Regions from separate parts of the Homo sapiens genome. Here all the other regions are linked to region 4. The links are chromatin contacts, found by Hi-C or POLR2A ChIA-PET in ENCODE. All regions are on one chromosome and are shown on one strand. The core of a region is the stretch at or near the end of the contact, and the rest is flanking DNA. Distances in the headings are between cores, read along the strand shown. Region 1 holds the start of ZNF354A (zinc finger protein 354A). Region 2 holds the start of ZNF354C (zinc finger protein 354C). Region 3 holds the start of FAM193B (family with sequence similarity 193 member B). Region 4 holds the start of HNRNPAB (heterogeneous nuclear ribonucleoprotein A/B).

What was found. Hi-C counts contacts between places; a loop is a spot of excess contacts on that map. ChIA-PET counts read pairs that join two places held with the same protein, here RNA polymerase II (POLR2A). Pooled maps may share reads with other maps.
Region 1: a loop to region 4 is called in a pooled map, with 23 times the contacts of the local background. The contact joins the promoter of ZNF354A here to the promoter of HNRNPAB in region 4. A Hi-C loop is called at or near these places in 11 of 50 pooled maps. POLR2A ChIA-PET finds 5 or more read pairs at or near these places in 2 of 52 experiments (MCF 10A and WTC11).
Region 2: a loop to region 4 is called in a pooled map, with 11 times the contacts of the local background. The contact joins the promoter of ZNF354C here to the promoter of HNRNPAB in region 4. A Hi-C loop is called at or near these places in 5 of 50 pooled maps.
Region 3: a map of CD4-positive, alpha-beta T cell shows a loop between it and region 4 (4-fold over the local background). The contact joins the promoter of FAM193B here to the promoter of HNRNPAB in region 4. A Hi-C loop is called at or near these places in 1 of 168 maps with a recorded cell type or tissue (CD4-positive, alpha-beta T cell) and 9 of 50 pooled maps. POLR2A ChIA-PET finds 5 or more read pairs at or near these places in 2 of 52 experiments (MCF 10A and activated B cell).

What each region holds. Positions count from the first base shown.
Region 1 is chr5:178,729,207-178,732,037 of GRCh38, reverse strand. ZNF354A (zinc finger protein 354A) reads left to right here and starts at 1,379. Exons shown (of 5, transcript NM_005649.3): 1 at 1,379-1,482. RefSeq lists silencers at 1,200-1,539, 1,610-1,839.
Region 2 is chr5:179,058,861-179,061,739 of GRCh38, reverse strand. ZNF354C (zinc finger protein 354C) reads right to left here and starts at 1,367. Exons shown (of 5, transcript NM_014594.3): 1 at 1,074-1,367. RefSeq lists an enhancer at 513-1,048.
Region 3 is chr5:177,553,313-177,556,210 of GRCh38, reverse strand. It overlaps FAM193B (family with sequence similarity 193 member B), which reads left to right and starts at 1,648. Exons shown (of 9, transcript NM_001190946.3): 1 at 1,648-1,962. The coding sequence starts at 1,753. FAM193B-DT (FAM193B divergent transcript) reads right to left here and starts at 1,583. Exons shown (of 3, transcript XR_941274.3): 1 at 1,282-1,583. RefSeq lists enhancers at 1,390-1,539, 1,560-1,719, 1,446-1,949 and silencers at 1,830-2,039, 2,370-2,479.
Region 4 is chr5:178,203,129-178,205,877 of GRCh38, reverse strand. HNRNPAB (heterogeneous nuclear ribonucleoprotein A/B) reads right to left here and starts at 1,345. Exons shown (of 8, transcript NM_031266.3): 1 at 1,138-1,345; 2 at 832-1,063; 3 at 1-36. The coding sequence starts at 1,040. RefSeq lists silencers at 372-781, 812-921, 942-1,161, 1,462-1,531.

The DNA.
Region 1 (2,831 bases), core at 130-2,629, 530 kb before region 4:
TCATGATGCAAGCCACTGTTAGCAAAGGTTTCTGTATGTTGGTGCTGGAAGTATTGCTAATGATACAGCCAATTTTGCAAGCCTGGAAATTGTTTTCTCTCTTAAAAGCATTCATGTCATACATGCATATGGTAAAGCAAAATGTTGAAAAGTATATCAAGGTGTTAAATAGCAAGTGCAAGTATTATTCCAGCTCCCAGTACCCTCCTCAGAGGCAACTACTTTTTTTTTTTTTTTTTGAGATGGAGTCTCGCTCTGTCGCCCAGGCTGGAGTGCAGTGGCGCAATCTTGGCTTACTGTAACTTCCGTCTCCCGGTTCAAGCAATTCTCTGCCTCAGCCTCCTGAGTTGCTGGGACTACAGGCGCCCGCTACCACGCCCAGCTAATTTTTGTATTTTTAGTAGAGACGGGGTTTCACCATCTCGGCCAGGCTGGTCTTGAACTAACGTCGTGATCAACCCGCCTCGGCCTCCCAAAGTGCTGGGATTACAGACATGAGCCACCGCCCCCAGCCAATTAAACGTTTTTTTTAAAAAAATAAATGCAATGGAATGCAATGAAGCTATCAAAAATGCCACTGAGGGAGAATATTTATTGACAAATTCAAATGTTCAAGGCATATTCTTAAGTAGGGAAGCGCCAAACTTTCTAAATGGAGCCGGTGTTCTTTTTGTAACTGAGAAGATTTAGTTTAAAAAAAATATATATATATATACACACACACACACACACATATACATACATACATCCGTTGGCTTCACAGTAGCTGGCACCTCCCTCCCCTTTGCTTCAGGCACTTCCTGGGAGTCCTCGTCCATTCTCACCTCAGCGACGAAACCCCTCCACATACCCTGTTTCTCCTCACATTTATCCCCGAAAATGTTATATAATTATGTGTATGGCTTATTGTCTGCTCCCTACCCCCCAAAAAAATGTTCTCCAGGGCAGTGACGTTTCTTTCATTGATTGATACATGTGAAACCACTTGCAACCGTGCTTGGCACACAGCAGGTGCTCAGTGCCCCTCTGGTGAATAACTGAGGGGCACTAGGTCTGTTCTGGGCCGTTTTCCTGCCGCCCACGCCCTCCCTCCCGAAATTCCCACAGACACAGAGTTGCAAGTTACTGCCCTCAGCGAACCTCCCCTTATCTTCCCTATAACCAGGAACCTGGGGCCCTCCAGCTCACAGGGGCCCTCTTGTGGCATGTGGGCGCGTAACAGCTCAGCCGGGACCCCGCCTCAAACGCATGGAACTACACTTCCCCGAATGCAGGTGTCCTCTCGTGGACTCCATTTCCCAGCGGCCTCAGCGGCTGCCCCGCCCCTCCTGGTCCCCGGCGCGCCGCGGGGTGAGCGGCGCCGGGCCTGAGGTCGCCCAGACGCCGTCGGGGCGGAGCCGGGTCGCGAGGCTGCATCCCGGCCGGCGGTTCCGGAGCCTCGCGGCTGGGGAGGCGCGGCCCGGGACGCTCGAGCTTAGGGAGGTGAGCGTCGGCGGCAGGCCAAGCCGGTAGGAGGCGGCGCCCGGCACGGGGACTGCCTGCGGCTGCCGAGGCTCCGAAAGCCTTTGTGGGCGCTGGCGGGCACCCCCGCGTCTGTCACCGGCCCCCGCGCCGGGATCTGGACTCTCGCCCCCCCGCGGGGCGCTCCCTCGCCGTTGCTGGTGCACCCGCGTCCGGCTCGCCGTGGACGCCGGGCCTGGCGTTTCCTCCCGGGCCCGTCCTGCCCACTCCATGTGGGCCTCGCGGACTCGGGGCACCGGGACCCCGAGGGCAGGGCGGACGCAGCCGGGCCCCGGTTTCCGAGTCCGTCCCCAGGACGGCCACCCCTCCCGCCTCGGGACACCCAGCGCTTTCCTCTTCAGAGCTGGTGTTTGGCCGGGCGCGGTGGCTCACGCCTGTAATCCCAGCACTTTGGGAGGCCGAAGCGGGTGGATCACGAGGTCAGGAGATCGAGACCATCCTGACTAACACGGTGAAACCCCGTCTCTACTAAAAATACAAAAAAAATTAGCCGGGCGTAGTGGCGGGCGCCTGTAGTCCCAGCTACTTGTGAGGCCGAGGCAGGAGAATGGCGTGAACCCAGGAGGCGGAGCTTGCAGTGAGCCGAGATCAAGCCCTGCACTCCAGCCTGAGCGACAGAGCGAGACTCCGTCTCAAAAAAGAAACATCGTGTTAGAAATGGGATACATGGGGTCGGGCGTGGTGGCTCACGCCTGTAATCCTAGATTTTTGGGATGCCAAGGCGGGCAGATCACCTGAGATCAGGAGTTCGAGACCAGCCTGGGCAACACGGTGAAACCTCGTCTCTACTAAAAATACAAAAATGAGCCGGGCGCCTGTAGTCCCAGCTACTCGGGAGGCTGAGGCAGGAGAATGGCTTGAACCCGGGAGGCAGAGCTTGCAGTGAGCCGAGATCCTGCCACTGCGCTACTGCACTCCAGTCTGGCCAACAGAGCGAGACTCCGCCTCAAAAAAAAAAAAGCCGTTTTCCGTGGAGTCGGGAGATGATTCGTTGGCGGGAGAGAGAGGAACCGGCTGGGAAAGGCTTGAGGCGGAGGGAAGTCGTCCCGGGGCCGTCGTGGTGGGAGTCCCGGCCCGCCTCGCAGCGGCGTGAACGGGGCAGGTGCCCCGGCGCTGCCTCAGTTTCCTGAGCGGTGCAGTGGGTGCTGGCAGTGCCAGCTGGCGCCGAGGAACTCAGCGGCGTGGGGCGAGCCCTGGCCCTGGTGGGCTCAGCGGGTCGCTGCTGCCACTGCGGCTCCAGCGTCCCCTCCGTAAGCCCCAAGCCTGTGGGGCCTGGGCCTGGCCGGGCGGCCCAGCGCTGCTCTGGTCCG
Region 2 (2,879 bases), core at 118-2,617, 860 kb before region 4:
GAACTGCACACCTAAAAGTCGCAATGAATATCCAGTCTCCTGGGGCGCCACTTCCCAGCCTAGCTAGCTGATCCTCATCCTGCCTGCCCTGCCTCACCCTTTCCTCCCTATGGTAGCCACGATAAAGAGGCTTCCCCGCATCCCTACCCTGGTGACAGACCCCACTGCTCGCCCTGAGTGGTCCTTCCGTGGAGTGCTGTGTTCTCCCCAAGAAACTGTGAGCATAATCCAACCACTCAGCTTTCCCAGCCTCTTTACTAGATCTTCGTCGGGCCTTACCACACTTTACCCAAGGTAACAGGATTAAGGCACTGTCCCCACCCAAAGCCAGAGCTTTGCTGTCCCTCCTAATACTCCACAGGTGCCGCCTCTAATGGCACCCACAACCAGAAACAGCCGTCGCTGCCCAAACACCAACCCCAGGTGGGAGAGGTGGAAACCGTGCCCGCCCCACAGAAAGCAAGGGAAGAGGCTGCCTGGGGCAGCCGGGCAAGTGTGAGGGCCTCCAGGCCCGCGATCTGCAGCGGCGACTCAGGGTGCCCCCTAGCATGGAGCCAACCTGGGGCTCTGCCAGGCCAGTTCCAGCGGGTGCCTCGACCAGCCCAGGGGAAGCTGCCACACAAGGCCTCGGTTACGCGACGAAGCGCACCTCCTCCCAGGAAGCGGTGAGTGTTTTCCACGCAGTATTTTCAATCTTCACATTTACAGATGTTACGGAGACTGAAAACCAGGAGGTCGTGACCTGCCCAAAGTCATAAGGGCCGGGAAGGCAATCCTGATCCTAGCCCCAGGCCCCAGTTACATCTGGGGCAATGACCTCGCCACTCTGCCTCGGTCTCCTCCTGACAGAGCGGGAACAGCGTACCGCCACCCTATCTGTTAGCAGGGATGCGCGGAGTTCGTTCGGGCGATGCGCTAGTCTGGTGCCTGGCACCCGAGCGCTCTCGGCGGGCATCAGCTATTGCTTTTATTATTTCCGTTACTCAGAAGAAAATGCACAGAAGAAAATCGCAGAATGAACAACGACAAAAGGCTGGCATCCCCACCCCAGCGGCCCGGCGCACCCAGCTCACCTGGCGAGGCGCTCCCTCCCGCGGGTCTCCGGCAGTCCAGGCCGCTCGCGGACGGCGCCCCGGGACCCAGTGGCCAAGGGGCCCGAGCCGCGTAGGGCTGGTCCCAGAAGCCCAGACGAGGCTGCACGCCGCCCACTCGCTGGAGAGGCCCGGATCCACCCCGGCCCGGAAGAGACCACTGCGAGCGCCTCAACCCCAGGCCGGCAATCCTAGCCAAGCCTGGATGGCCCAAGCCAGGAGAACCCCCGAAAGGCCGCGAGCTGTCCCCGAAACCCCGCCAACCGCGGGAGAACTACCACTCCCGGCATGCCTCCGGCCCCACGCCGACTACACTTCCCAGGGGACGCCGCGGTGCGCGCTGCGAACTCCGGGAGAGGAACCGCCTCCGCCAACGAGAGCTCTCAAAGGCGACAGTGCGCGGAGGGGCTGCAGTGCGAGGGAGTACGCACGCCGCACACGAGGCAGGAGGTCTCCAGCTGCTGGCCGTGCTGCCTACAGCCCGCGCACTTGTTAAGCAAGCGGAGTAGTTTGAAAAAACAAAACCGGAAATTAGATTCATTTAGGAGGATCAGTGTGCTGTAGCTCCCACCGCTGGTTGTGATTACTTTTCTGTTGATACAAAATAATTTACATAATGTATAGGGTCCATGTGAGTGCTTGTTACGTGCATAGACTGTAATGATCATCAAGTCACAGTATTTGGGGTATCCATCACCTTAAGCATTTATCATTTTTATGCGTTGGTATCATTTCAAGCCCTCTCTTCGATTTACTTTGAAATATACACAATATTATTGCCAAGTATAGTCACCCTAGTCTGCTATTAAATATTAGAAATTATTTCTTCCATCTAACTGTATGTTTGTACCCATAACCAACCTCTCTTCATTCCCCTTCCTTTCTGGCCTTCCTGGCCTTTGGTATCTATCCTCCTGTTGTCTATGTCCATGAGATCAAGTGTTTTAACTCCCGAATATAAGTGAGAACATGCAGTACTTGTCTTTCTGTGCCTGGCTTATTTCACTTAACATAATGACCTTCGGCTCCATCCATGTTGCTGTGAATACATTATTTCATTCATTTTTATGGCAGAATAGTATTCCATTGTGTCTATGTATGACATTTTCTTTACCCATTCATCTATTGCTGGTAGGTTGAGTCTATATCTTGGCTACTGCAAATAGTGCAGTGACAAACGTGAGTGCAGGTATCCTTTTCATATACTGATTTCTCTCCCTTTACCAGTAGTAGGGTTGCTGGATTGTATGGTAGTTCCATTTTTAGTTTTTTGAGAAACCTCCACACTGTTTTCCATAGTGGCTGTACTAATTTACATTCCCACCAATAGTGTATAAGAGTTCCCTTTTCCCCAAATCCTCACTGGCATCTGTCATTTTTTTGTCTTTATAATAATAATCATTCTAACTGGAGTGAGCTTATATCTAATTAGAAAGTGTTAGTAACCAAAAGAGCATGATATTTGTATAAAAATAGACACACACACCCCCCCATGGAACAGAATAAGAGAACCCAGAAATCAGTGCACCCATTTACAGCCAACTGATTTTCAACAAAGGTGCCAAGAACACACAATGAGGAAAGGACTACGTCTTTAATAAATGGTTCTGGGGAAAACTGGATAATAATATGCAGAAGAATGAACTTGGACCCCTTCTCTCTCAACATATATAAAAGTCAACTCCAGATAGATTAAAGATTTAAAGACTCCAAACTATAAAACTGATAGAAGGAAACATCGGGACAACTCTTCAGGACATTGATCTAGGCAAAGATTTTTCTTTTTCT
Region 3 (2,898 bases), core at 399-2,898, 650 kb after region 4:
GTAATCCTAGCACTTTGGGAGGCCGAGGCAGGTGCATCACCTGAGGTCAAGAATTCGAGACCAGCCTGGGCAATACGGGGAAACCCCGTCTCTACTAAAAATACAAAAAAATTAGGGGGCGTGGTAGCATGTGCCTCTAATCCCAGCTAATCTGGAGGCTGAGGCACGAGAATCCCTTGAACCCAGGAGGCGGAGGTTGCAGTGAGCTGAAATTGCGCCACTGCACTCCAGCCTGGGAGATAGAGTGAGACTCTGTCATTAAAAAAAAAAAAAAAAAAAATCCCTGTAAACTAAGTGGCTGGGTCCAGAGTGTGACATACCCTGAAGCAAGACAGTGAGGGTTTACCGCTGCCCCTGCCAGATCAATGCAAGGGATTCCTGGTGTTTGGTACAGAAGAATAACCATTGACCAGACCTCTTGTTGCCTATTAGAGACCAACAACTGTGCTGATCTGTCCCAAGAAGGACCGCATCTGGAAGAATGCCTGCAGTTGGGGTTCTTACCAGAATAAGTAAGTTTATCATAATGCTCTGTTGTTCTTCAAGGCCGTCTCTCTTCTGTTCTGGGCAAACTGAAGAGGTAATGGTGATGTGATGGGACTCACCCTGCGTCTTTCAAATCTTTGATAGTGGCATTAATCCCTGGGTGAGATAAGGTACTATTTTTGATTTATTTTCTTGGTAGTTAAGGAGAGCTCCAGGGCCTTCCATGTAGCTCTTCCTTTCAAAATAGCCCTTGCCCCATGGGTTAGGAAGCCAGTGTCAGGATTCCGCCCCTGTTGATACCAATAGCAACTCTGCATATAACCACAATTTCAGAGTACATAGCCCAGGCATGAGACAGACTTCACTCAAAACTTTTTTTTTTTAATCTGTGCCATGTACATGTATTATACAGTATATTCACAAAAAGAGGGGGGAAATTCCATTTTTAACAATTAAATACATAATTATTAAGTTTTAAAAATTCTCCTTTGTGTACCACTCCAAAATCCTCTCCTGCACATACTATTTTTTTGGAAACACCTAGTCGTCTCATCGTTATCACACCGGTTGTAACTATGTACCTACGTGTCTACCTTCCCCATCAGACTCGGGAACAAGGAGTCGGGTTTGAGTCCCACTGTCCCAAGCACAGAACGCTGGACTCCCAGTAGACCATATGTTGCAAATAAAGACCTTCGTCCCTTTCAACTCAGGCCGTCCACGAGCCCAGGAGTTCCAACAAAATGATGTACAGCAACCTTTTCCAGGCCTTTATGTTGCCTCAATATTTCTCACCTGCAAAATGGGAATGATCCGTACCTGCCTCGCTGTGCTGTCGGAAGGAGTCAGACGATGGGTGTGAAAGTATTGTAACACTATAGAAATTAATTCACTCATCCATTTAACAGGCAATTATTAAGTGCTAGGGTGGTGCAGCGCGATTACCACCGCATTACACGCGTTCCTCCAGCAGGTTGCATCCTTCCCGTCCCGCGTAGGGGGGGAAGGGCGTCTCCCCACCAAGTTTTTCTCCCAGCGAACTCCGGGTGGTGACCTTATTCAAAATGGCGCAGGCGGCCTCGGGGGCTAGTGCGGCGGCGCGGACTCCGCGTGCCCTCTGACCTGTTGGCAGCAGGCGGAGGGGGGGAACCGGGCGCCGCCATATTGGCTGTTGTCCTGTGAGGGGAGCGGTAGCGGCGGCGGCGGCGGCGGCGGCGGCGGCGGCGGCGGCGGCGTGTGGAGCGAGGGAGCGGCGCGAGCGGCGGCATGACGCGGAGGCGGAGCAGGCCGAGCGGCGGTGCGGGCAGGCGCGAGCGGGCTCGGGCCGCGGGGCCGCAGAAGCCCCAGGCGCCCGAGCCCCCGCCGCCGCCAAGCCTGGAGGCGGGAGCGGGTGCAGGCCCTCCGGAGGCGCCGGCGGAGCCCGACCACGACGGCCCCAGGGAGGATGACGAACCCAACCTGGTGCCCGGCCCGCAGGTAGGAGCGAGCGGGGAGACTTCGGCGGCTCGGGCGCTTTCACCTTCCCCGAGCGGGAGCGGGAGTGGGGCGGGGTTGGGGATGGGCCATCCTGCCGCGGCTGGGGTAGCAGCCTTCCCCCGGGTCCGGCGCCGAAGCTTTCTCCCCCGGGGCGGGAATGGAGGCTGGACCCCTCTCCCCAAAGCCGAGGCTCGGTCCGCGCTCCTGCGACTAGGCTGAAGCTGCTCCCCTCTCCCCGCCGCCTCCGGGCGTTCCGGCCGTACACCCACACTGGGACTGGGACTGGGACTGGGCTGTGATCCCGAGGCCGCAGCTCCGCTCTCGGCCCGCCACCTCCCCCGGGCCCACCTGCTCCCTCAGCCACAGGCCATCTCGGGGCTCTGGGACTGGACGACTGCAGCCTCTTCCCTCTGCCCCCGGGAACGGCTCCACTCCGTCCCCTGCAGCGCCTGCAGCCGCGGCCCCCTCAGCAGCTGTGTCTCCTGGCGCCTCCTCGCCATACCCAGCAGAGCAGTTGGAGCAGACAGCCAGGCTGCCCGGAGGAGTTTTTGGTGGGGTTTCTGCACTGAGGTGGAAACCCAGCAGAACCTGCCCTTCTTCCCTCCCCTGCTCCGCAAGGCAGCCCACCCCGACCTTGAGATCCCAGGTTTGGAGAATCCTGCTGAGAGCGAACAGTAGGAGGATTCCCCAAAGCTTCCAGCTTGCCACCTGGAAGAAGGTCACTTTCTTTTGAGCAAAGGAGATAACGGGAGGTACCCTGCCAAAGTTCACTGAGAGGCGGGGGTGACATGGGCCACGGTTGCTCTGGGAGGGTTGTGGCACTCGGGGCTGGGTGGCTCTCCCTAAGCTTGCTCTGACAAAAGAGTTTTGAGTTGGTCTTTTGGCTGAGCCTGCCCAGGAAGGCAGGCTCCTGCAGGAGTCTTGGAGGGTCGGATG
Region 4 (2,749 bases), core at 96-2,595:
CTAGTATCCCAGCTCAGGCCACCAACGAACATTTTTCTGAAATGGTAGGGTGAGACACACGGCAACAAGTCTTGTAAGCAAGCTGTGATTTTGGAAAGGACTGGCCCTGGCAAAGTTCTCACGAAGTCTACAGCTACCCTTAGAGTCTGCAAGGAGCACCTTAGAAAGATGTTAAATCTCCACTACCCTCCAAATTGAACTCAACCAGGACCCTAACGAGGCTTAACAAGGCTCTGCAGCCCCAGCCTGTGAGAAGCAAAGAAGGGACCACCTCACCAGGGGTATGGGACCTAACCACTCATAACTGGAAATTCATGTGTTCTACAACCATGTAGCAAAGGGCCAGCGTCTCCACCAACTCCTGAGAACTCGTTTCAAGGAACTCGATGTTTCCGGGGACCAAGCCCGCCCAGGGTTCAGACCGTGACTCCGCCCCCGGGAGAGGCGGAGGAGGGAGGTCCGGGCCCCGGCTCGCGCCAACTCCGCCCACGCAGCCGCCGGCGCGGCCCAAGACGCCGCCGGGCCCCGGGTCCGAGCGCTTTCCCTCTTCCGGGCCATCCGCCCGCCCCTGCGCCGGCTCCGGCCCTGGCCCTGGCCCTGGCAGCGCGCGAGCGGCCCCGGGGCGGCGCCAAAGTCGACCCAACAAACTCCCGCAAACTCCAGCGCGAGTGGCAGCGCCAGGCCCGGCCCGCGAACGCAGCGGCGACAGTCCGCGGGCCGCACCAGCCCCGACCCGGGCCAGGCCGCCGCCCCTCCCCCCGCCGCGTGGCGCCAACAAAAGGCGGCCCCGGAACAAAGGCGGCGCCCCCGTCCGCCCGCGGCCGCACCTACCCCGCGTCCTCCTCGTTCTTGCTGGCGTTGATCTGGTCGCCCTCGGCGCCGTTCTGATTCCCGCTCGGGGGCGCCGCGGTCGCGCCTCCAGCCCCCGCCGCGGCGCCCGTGCCAGCCCCGGCCGGCGACTCGCCTTCGGGGACGGCCTCATGTCCGTTCTCGGTGGCGCCCGTCGTCTCCATGGGCTGCTCCTCGCCCGCTTCCGACATGCTAGGCCGAGGCGCGGCGGCTCCTGCAACCAGCGGCGACAGCGCGTCAGGCCGGCGCGGCTCCCGCCAGAGCTCCCGCCCGCCGGCCGCCGCTCACCTCGCCGCCGATGACGCCGCGGGGCCCGCTCGTCCCCACCCGCAGGGGAAGGCGCCGCAGGCTCGGCCGCACTCAAGCTCGCGCTGCTGAGGCCTCGCCCCAGTCAGCCCACGGAGCTGCTCCAACTGTGTCTCCTCCTCCTTGGCCGCCGCCGCACGGGAACCCACCGACCAACAGCCAAGCTCCGTCCCGCGCGGTGCCGCCGCCTGACAATGCCGACTCGTGGCGCCCTTTATAATGCCGGAGCCGGGTGCCACATCGCAACAAACTGCACACTCATTGGCTGCTCAAGTCCGTCACTCAACCTAGCTTCAGCGTCCCATTGGCCGCCACGGCGCGCGCGCTCTAGACCTGGGCGGGCTTTGTCCTCATTTTAGAACGCGCGCGAGTCCGGCCGCTACGGAGGGCTCCCGAAGCCGGGCGGGACGGCGCCGGGTCCAGGGCGGCGGGCAGCTACAGCACATCGGTGGGAGGGCCTAATCGGATTGTAAGCTCGTCGAGGCCGCTGGTCTCTTGCTCTCGAGGACTCCATCCCAGCATTGGCAGCCTCCGCCTCCCCATGTCCCAAAAGAGGAAACTGGGCTGGAGAAAGTTTCGCAGCCCAAGGACGCGTGGCTGGAAGTGGCAGAACCCGGGCTTCCGAGGTTGGGCGAGTGGGGTCCTCCAAGGCCCTCAGCACGGGTCGGAGGGATTGGGACTGAACCCGCCATCCCCCTGGACCTTGGTGCCCTCCAAGCCCCGCGCTCGCGCCCTGTCCGTCGCCTCCCCCAGAGATGCTCTGCAGGGACGATGAGACCTTGGTGTTCCCCGGTTCTCTGTCCCCTGGCACCACCTGAACGATTGACATCGCATTTGTACTTTTGTTTACTTAAATTTTTTCCTGTAAATCATTTGTCTTTCTTTTTCTTCCTTTTTATTATTTTTTTTTTTTTGATGGAGTCTTGCTCTTGTCGCCCAGACTGGAGTGCAATGGCGCGATCTCGGCTCACCGCAACCTCCGCCTCCCGGGTTCAAGCGATTCTCCTGTCTCAGCCTCCCGAGTAGCTGGGATTACAGGCATGCGCCACCACGCCCGGCTAATTTTTTTGTTTTTTTAGTAGAGACGGGGTTTCACCATGTTGGCCAGGATGGTCTCGATCTCCTGACCTCGTGATCCGCCCGCCTGGGCCTCCCAAAGTACTGGGATTACAGGCGTGAGCCACCGCGCCCGGCCTTTTTTTTTTTTTTTTTTTTTTTAAACAAATACGGAGGCCGGGCGCGGTGGCTCCCGCCTGTACTCCCAGCACTTTGGGAGGTCCAGGCGGGCGGATCACGAGGTCAGGAGATCGAGACCATCCTGGCGAACATGGTGAAACCCCGTCTCTACTAAAAATACAAAAAAATTAGCCGGGCGTGGTGGTGGGCGCCTGTAGTCCCAGTTACCGGGAGGCTGAGGCAGGAGAATGGCGTGAACCCGGGAGGCGGAGCTTGCAGTGAGCCGAGATCTCGCCACTGCACTCCAGCCTGGGCGACAGAGCGAGACATCGTCTCAAAAACAAAACAAAACAAATACACCACTCGTGAACTCACGAGGTAAAGGACAGGGTGGGGGCGTTGTTCTCTTCCTAATACA